Linked DNA regions of Homo sapiens: region 1 is linked to region 2. The links are chromatin contacts, found by Hi-C or POLR2A ChIA-PET in ENCODE. All regions are on one chromosome and are shown on one strand. The core of a region is the stretch at or near the end of the contact, and the rest is flanking DNA. Distances in the headings are between cores, read along the strand shown. Region 1 overlaps LOC100287329 (a long non-coding RNA gene). Region 2 holds the start of LINC02569 (long intergenic non-protein coding RNA 2569).

What was found. Hi-C counts contacts between places; a loop is a spot of excess contacts on that map. ChIA-PET counts read pairs that join two places held with the same protein, here RNA polymerase II (POLR2A). Pooled maps may share reads with other maps.
Region 1: a loop to region 2 is called in a pooled map, with 8 times the contacts of the local background. The contact joins the enhancer-like site here to the promoter of LINC02569 in region 2. A Hi-C loop is called at or near these places in 3 of 37 single-sample maps with no recorded cell type and 5 of 50 pooled maps. POLR2A ChIA-PET finds 5 or more read pairs at or near these places in 3 of 52 experiments (B cell, PC-9 and activated CD8-positive, alpha-beta memory T cell).

The regions. Positions count from the first base shown.
Region 1 is chr6:31,567,096-31,570,373 of GRCh38, reverse strand. All of the region lies in intron 1 of LOC100287329 (a long non-coding RNA gene), which reads left to right. It also overlaps a transcript of LTA not described here. Among named protein-coding and RNA genes, the nearest start is that of LTA, 3.6 kb to the left of the region's middle. Within about 2 kb of position 1,658, at least 7 of the 41 ENCODE cell types and tissues checked have a DNase peak (open chromatin) inside an H3K27ac peak, as active enhancers do; they include B cell, where a contact is called at or near this core.
Region 2 is chr6:30,514,737-30,518,392 of GRCh38, reverse strand. LINC02569 (long intergenic non-protein coding RNA 2569) reads right to left here and starts at 2,127. Exons shown (of 2, transcript NR_149088.1): 1 at 1,782-2,127. RefSeq lists enhancers at 1-443, 3,546-3,656.

The DNA.
Region 1 (3,278 bases), core at 409-2,908, 1.1 Mb before region 2:
TCTCCCCAGGCACAAGGTCCCTGAGGGGTCTTGGTGTAACATGGAGGGACATGTAAGTAACATTCTGGGTGTGTATGAGCTATTTCTCCTGTTCTTCTCTACTTGAGGACCTGCCCCTTTGCCTTTTATGCTTTACTAGTCTTAGCTATTATTTCTGTAGGGGCAGAAAGGGGTGATCCCTTCCTGACCCATCATAAGGGTTATGGCCAATACTCCTATAATAAAAGACAGATTAACAAGAGAAAAGCATAATACATTTATTTAATCAAAGTTTTAGGTGACATGGGAGCCTTCAGAAATGAAGACCCAAGGACCCAGGGGAAAACTATTTTTATGCTTAGATTTGATGAAGAATGAACAGCTGTGCAGAAATGTAATTGAACAAAAGGAGTATCATCTAATGGTCACAGACTGGGACTGGGGGGATCCCAGCAAGGCCTGGCCATATTCTTCTTGGTCTCTCTGTACAGCATTCCTTCCTCCCAGGTATAGGGCAGAACCTCTTCTGGAATGAGGGTCTTATAACCTACTATCAGATGAGATAGGTCAGAAAATTTCTTTTCCTTTTTTTTTTTTTTTGAGACAGTTTCTCACTGTCGCACAGGCTGGAGTGCAGTGGCACGATCTTGGCTCACTGCAACCTCTGCCTCCCAGGTTCAAGCTATTCTCCTGCCTCAGCCTCCCGAGTAGCTGGGATTACAGGCACACGCCACCAAGCCCGCCAAATTTTTTTTTGTATTTTTAGTAGAGACGGGGTCTCACCATGTTGGCCAGGTTGGTCTTGAATTCCTGACCACAGGTGACCCACCAGCCTTGGCCTCCCAAAGTGCTGGGATTATGGGCGTGAGCCACTGCGCCCAACCTTCTTCTCATTCTTTTAACCTTATTATCTCTTGTGTCAGTGTGGGTTTCCCTTTTAGCCCCTGCTCCTTTCTTTTTCTCTGTGTTGCCCTTTCTCTCAGGGTCCTTTTTGCTTCCTGTTGTCTCTTTCTGCTTCTCTAATGGTATGAGCTGATGGACTGGGACCCCAGCTGAGCTATATTAAAATATAAAATGTTATTACAAGGCCAGGAGCAGTGGCACATGCCTGTCATCCCAGCACTTTGGGAGGCTGAGGCGAGCAGATCACAAGGTCAGGAGATAGAGACAATCCTGGCTAATACGGTGAAACTCCATCACTGCTAAAAATACAAAAAATTAGCCGAGCATGGTGGCACGCGCCTGTAATCCTAGCTACTAGGGAAGCTGAGGCAGGAGAACTGCTTGAACCCAGGAGGCGGAGGTTGCAGTGAGCCGAGATCGTGCCACTGCCCTCCAGCCTGGGCAACAAAGTGAGACTCCATTTCAAACAAACAAACCAAAAAACAAAACAAAACAAAACAAGCAAACAAAAAAAGGTATTGCAATTAACAGTGAGACACAGAGAGAAATTTAAATTAAAGAGGAAGAATGGGACATTGAAAGACAAAAAAGGGAAGGCAAGAAGGGTGATGGGGAGACATGAGAGACACAGAGGAAGGAAGGGTAAGACTGGGCTGAGGCTCAGTGTCACGTGCATGTGAGATATGCGAAGGATGCTCCTTGAGATGGGCCAATCTTGGTTTCAATCTCAGTTTCGGAGGTTGTATGAATTTGGTTTCTTTCTTGGGCAGGCCAGCAGTTGGTTTGGGACTTTCCCTGGGTGGGAGAGCTGATGACTGGAGTCTTGTGCCCCAGACTCAGGGAAATACAGTCTTTATAGTGGTCTTTGTGGAGAAACTAGTGAAATCTCTGAAGCCTCCAAATGAGACTGAAATGACATTAGCTTCAAACTTGAACTTAGCCTCAAAACCTGAATTGGGATTTAATACCAACATCAACCCTAACCCAAATTTAACCTCAACCCAAATCACAACTCAAACTCAACCCCAACTGTAACCCTAACCTTAAATCTAAACACATCCCAATTAATAACCCCCTAAATAAAACTTCTCCTCTACCCCAACCCAACCCTGTTTCTAGGGCTAATCTTGAAACCAGTTTACCACCACTCCTAACACTAAACTTAAATCTGACTCTAAATGTAAGTCCAATCTGAGCCACAAGCCTAAAGTTGAACTTTATCCTGCTTTATGAATTATTCATCCATTCCTCCATTTAGTGAGTATCTGCGTGCCTAACACATGCTGGGCATTGTCCTAAGGCAGGAGGGACATGGAGGCAAAGGGATCAGAGAAGGTACCAGCACCTGTGGAGCTTGTATTCCAGTGAGGCCAGACGGAAAAGAAAGAAACTGAAGAAGAAATTGGTACTATGAGAAAATAAGACAGGCTGATGTTGTAAGAGTGGCAGGGAGCTACTTTTAAATACAGTAGTCAGCAAAATCCTCTTTGAGTGTTTGGGTGGCACTGGAGCTGAGACCCAAATGACAAAAAATAGTGACCAGGTAAAAGTTTGGGAGCAAAGCATTTCAGGTAAAGGGAGCAGCTACTGCAAAGGCTGGAAGGCGGAACCAAGCTGGGGGTGTTGACGACAAACAGAAGGCCAGTGTGGCTGGAGCAGAGAGAGAGACTGGGAGGCGGGTGGGAGATGAGGTCAGAGAGGAGGGCAGGGGCCAGGTCATGCAGGGCCATGCAAGAAGGGTAAAGCCTCTAGATTTCATCCAGCCACAGGAAGCCTTTAAAGGTCGTCAGAGTGTGTGGTGCGTGCATGCGTGCGTGTGTGTGTGTGTGTGTGTGTGTGTGTGTGTTGCAGGGGAGAGAGGGGGAGGGAGAGAGAGAGAGAGAGAGAAAGAGGGAGGTGAGCAGAGGTGATTGGATTTTTTTTTCTTTTGACATGGTGTCTTGCTCTGTGGCCTAGGCTGGAGTGCAGTGGCACCATCATAGCCCACTGCAACCTCAAAACCATGGGCTCAAGTCATCCTTCCACCTCAGCTTCCCAAGTATCTAGGACTACAGGTGTGTGCCACTGTGCCTGGCTAATTTTAAAAAATATTTTAAAATTTTTGTTGAGACAGGGTCTATGCTGCTCAGGCTGGTCTCGAACTCCTGGTTTCAAGTGATCTGCCCATCTTGGCCTCCCAAAGTTTTTTTTTGTTTGTTTGAGAGGCGGTTTCGCTCGTTGCCCAGGCTGGAGTGCAATGACTGATCTCATCTCACTGCAACCTCTGCCTCCTGGGTTCAAGCGATTCTCCTGCTTCAGCCTCCCAAGTAGCTGGGATTACAGGTGCATGCCACCATTCCCGGCTAATTTTTTGTATTTAGTAGAGATGGGGTTTCACCATGTTAGTCAGGCTGATC
Region 2 (3,656 bases), core at 878-3,377:
CTAGACACAGAGTGGTGATTGGTGCATTTACAAACTTTTAGCTAGACACAGAGTGCTGATTGGTGCGTTTACAATCCTTTACCTAGACACAGAGTGCTGATTGGTGTGTTTACAATCCTTTAGCTAGACACAGAGTGCTGATTGGTGCATTTACAATCCTTTAGCTAGACACAAAAGTTCTCCAAGTCCCCACCAGACCCAGAAGCCCAGCTGGCTTCACCTCTCAATGGCACTCCCGGGACTTTGCCGCGCCTAGTGGGGCACTCCGGCAGCCCAGAGGGCGCTCCTCCCCCACCCCCCCATCAAGCCCAGCAGGCGACGCCAACCTTGCCCCCAGTGCAGGGCCTGCCTAGCCCGCACCCACCCGGAACACCACTGGCCCGGGAGCACCACGCGCAGCCCCTGTTCCCACTGGCGTCTCTCCCTCCACACCTCCCCCCAAGCAGAGGGAGACGGCTCCGGCCTCAGCCAGCCCCAGAGAGGGGCCCCCACAGCACAGCAGTGGGCTGAAGGGCTCCTCGAGCCCGGCCAGAGCAGACACCGAGGCCGAGGAGGCGCCAAGAGCAAGCAAGGGCTGCTAGCAGGTTGTCACCTCTCAATGCCACTGCACTCTAGCCTGAGTAACAGAGCAGATCTGGTGTCAAAAAATAAAATAAAAAATAAAGAACGAGACCAGGCACGGTGGCTCACGCCTGTAATCCCAGCACTTTGGGAGGCTGAGGTGGGCAGATCACGAGCTCAGGAGTTTGAGACCACCCTGGCCAACATGGCAAAACCTTGTCTCTACTAAAAGTACAAAAATTAACTGGGCATGGTGGTGGGTGCTTGTATTCCCAGCTACTCAGGAGGCTGAGGCAGGAGAATCACTTGCATCTGGGAGGCAGAGGTTGCAGTGAACCCAGATCGCGCCACTGCACTCTAGCCTGGGCAACAAGAGTGCAACTTCGTCTCAAAAAAATAAATAAAGAAAAATAAAATGAAACCTCCAATTAAAAGGAGAAATTCAACCAGGTGCAGTGGCTCACGCCTGTATCCCAACACTTTGGGAGGCCAAGGTGGGTGGATCGCTTGAGGTCAGGAGTTCGAGACCAGCCTGACCAACATGGTGAAACCCCATCTCTACTAAAAATACAAAAAATTAGCTGGATGTGGTGGTGCACACCTGTAGTCCCAGCTACTCGGGAGGCTGAGGCAGGAGAATTGTTTAAACTTGGGGCGTGGAGGTAGCAGTGAGCCGAGATCACGCCATTGCATTCCAGCTTGGGTGACAGAGCGAGACTCAGTCACAAATAAATAAATAAATAAATAGGCCAGGTGCGGTGGCTCACGCCTGTAATTCCAGCACTTTGGGAGGCCGAGGTGGGCGGATCACCTGAGGTCAGGAGTTCGAGACCAGCCTGCCCAACATGGTGAAACCCCATGTCTACTAAAAATACACACACAGACACAAAATAGCCAAAATTAGCCAAAAAATTATAAATAAATAAAATAAAAAGATAAGTTGCACACTCAGGAGGCTGAGGCAGGAGACTCGCTTGAACCCAGGAGGTGGAGGCTGCAGTGAGCCGAGACCACGCCATTTCACTCCAGTCTGGGCGACAAAGCAAGACTCTGTCTCAAAAAAAAAAAAAAGACAAATTCAGCAGAAGCATTGCTTGAGTAACACGGAAACTCAGAACCAGGAAACTGAAGGCGGTTACTCCACATACATCTGGGGCAATAAGTGAGCTGTTCCAGCGCGGCTTACGCTGTGGGCGGAGGCGGGCAGGAAATTCACTTACAAGTCTGTGCCAGGAAACAGGAAGAAGGTGCCTCCTGTGATACAAGATACAGACGTAGTCTCCTATCCAGGAAACAGGGACAGAGCCGCAGACCAGATAAAGATACGACCAACATTTTTCATTAAATATTCTCAACGGATTATTTACATTTTTTCTAGAAAAGTAAAATTTAAACCTGAATACATTTGATAACTATGGAATGTGAGCATTCACGTATGCTTGTGACCTGGTTCCTCTACGCTTCAGGGGTCGCCCTGGTCCCAAAGCGCTTCCTGCCGCTCCCACTTCCTCTGTTTTCACCGGAGGGGCAGCCACAGTTCTCGGCTGAGAGAAACTCGGTCGTTCTGTTTACCTCGTGAATGATTGGCTACAGATCCCAGAGAGGAAATAGGGACCCACCCCTCAGTTGTTATGCAATCTGGGGCGGAGTCCGGGGTCCATAGCCTTTCTGAGGGTAACCTGAGCGGGAGAAGTTGTTGCGCCTGATCTCAAACAGCCTTTCGCACGGAAAAGGATTCCTAAAAGTGGGGTTACTCCTCCACAGCAATAGCGTCCTTAAAATAGGGGCTCCCGGCTGGGCGCGGTGGCTCACCCCTGTAATCCCAGCACTTGAGAGGCCAAGACAGGCGGATCACCTGAGGTTGGGAGTTCGAGACCAGCCTGAACAACATGGAGAAACCCCCTCTCTACTAAAAATACAAAATTAGCCGGGTGTGGTGGCGCATGCCTGTAATACAAGCTACTCGGGAGGCTGAGGCAGGAGAATCGCTTGAACCTGGGAGGCGGAAGTTGCGGTGAGCCGAGATGGCGCCATTGCACTATAGCCTGGGCAGCGGCAAGAGCGAAACTCCGTCTCAAAAAAAAAAAAAAAAAAAAAACTATATATCTATCTATCATCTATCTATCTATCTATCTATCTATCTATCTATCTATCTATCTAGGCTGCCGGTGAGGACGTGAGGCACGTGCCACTGAGCCACTGAGAATTTACCCCCCTGGGCAAGTCTGTGAGGCCAGGGCCCCTAGGGAAAAAAGCCTTTCCCAGATTTTAGGGCTCATATGCCTGCAGTGGGTTGGTAGGGATCGGGGAAGATGATGAGGTTGGGATAAGGAAGTGGTACCAATAGAAAGACTAAGCAAACCAAACCAAATCAAACTTTCCCCTTTCCATCCCTGTCCTCCTCTTTGCAATCCCATTTGGGTGGCTGAAGGCAGACCCTGACCAGAGCCATCCTTGCCGGCTTCTTTTGTCTTGCTCTGTGGGGAAACGAGTGAAGAAAAAAGCAGAAGGAAAGGCAAGTGAAATGGAGCCCTCTGTGAAGAACTACGACTAGGGTCACACAGAGCAAAATTCCTAGCCTTCCTTTGAGGAGTAGCCGTATTTCCATTTAAAAAGGACCCACTTTATGCAAGATTCAGGGCTGGGAATTGGTCCTTCCTGCCTCAAGAATTTCAAAGACTTCTAGAGGAGAGTGTCCAAAGACAGACAAGAAAGTGGCCAGTGCCCTGAAGAAAGTCAGGGGGTCCAGGGGAGTGTGAACCCTGAATATCTGAGACAGGTCTCAGTTAATTTAGAAAGTTTATGTTGTCAGGGTTGAGGATGTGTGTCGGTGACACAGCCTTAGGAAGTCCTGATGACATGTGCCCAAGTTGGTCAGGGCACAGCTTGGTTTTATACATTTTAGGGAGACATGAGACATCAATCAACATATGTAAGATTAACATTGGTTCGGTCTGGAAAGGCGGGACAACTTGAAGCAATGGTGGGACAACTCCAAGTGGCGAGGGGGCTTCCAGGTCATAGGTAGATAAGAGACAAATGGTTACTTTCTTTTGAGTTTCTTTTTTTTTGAGATGGAGGCTCGCTCCTGTTGC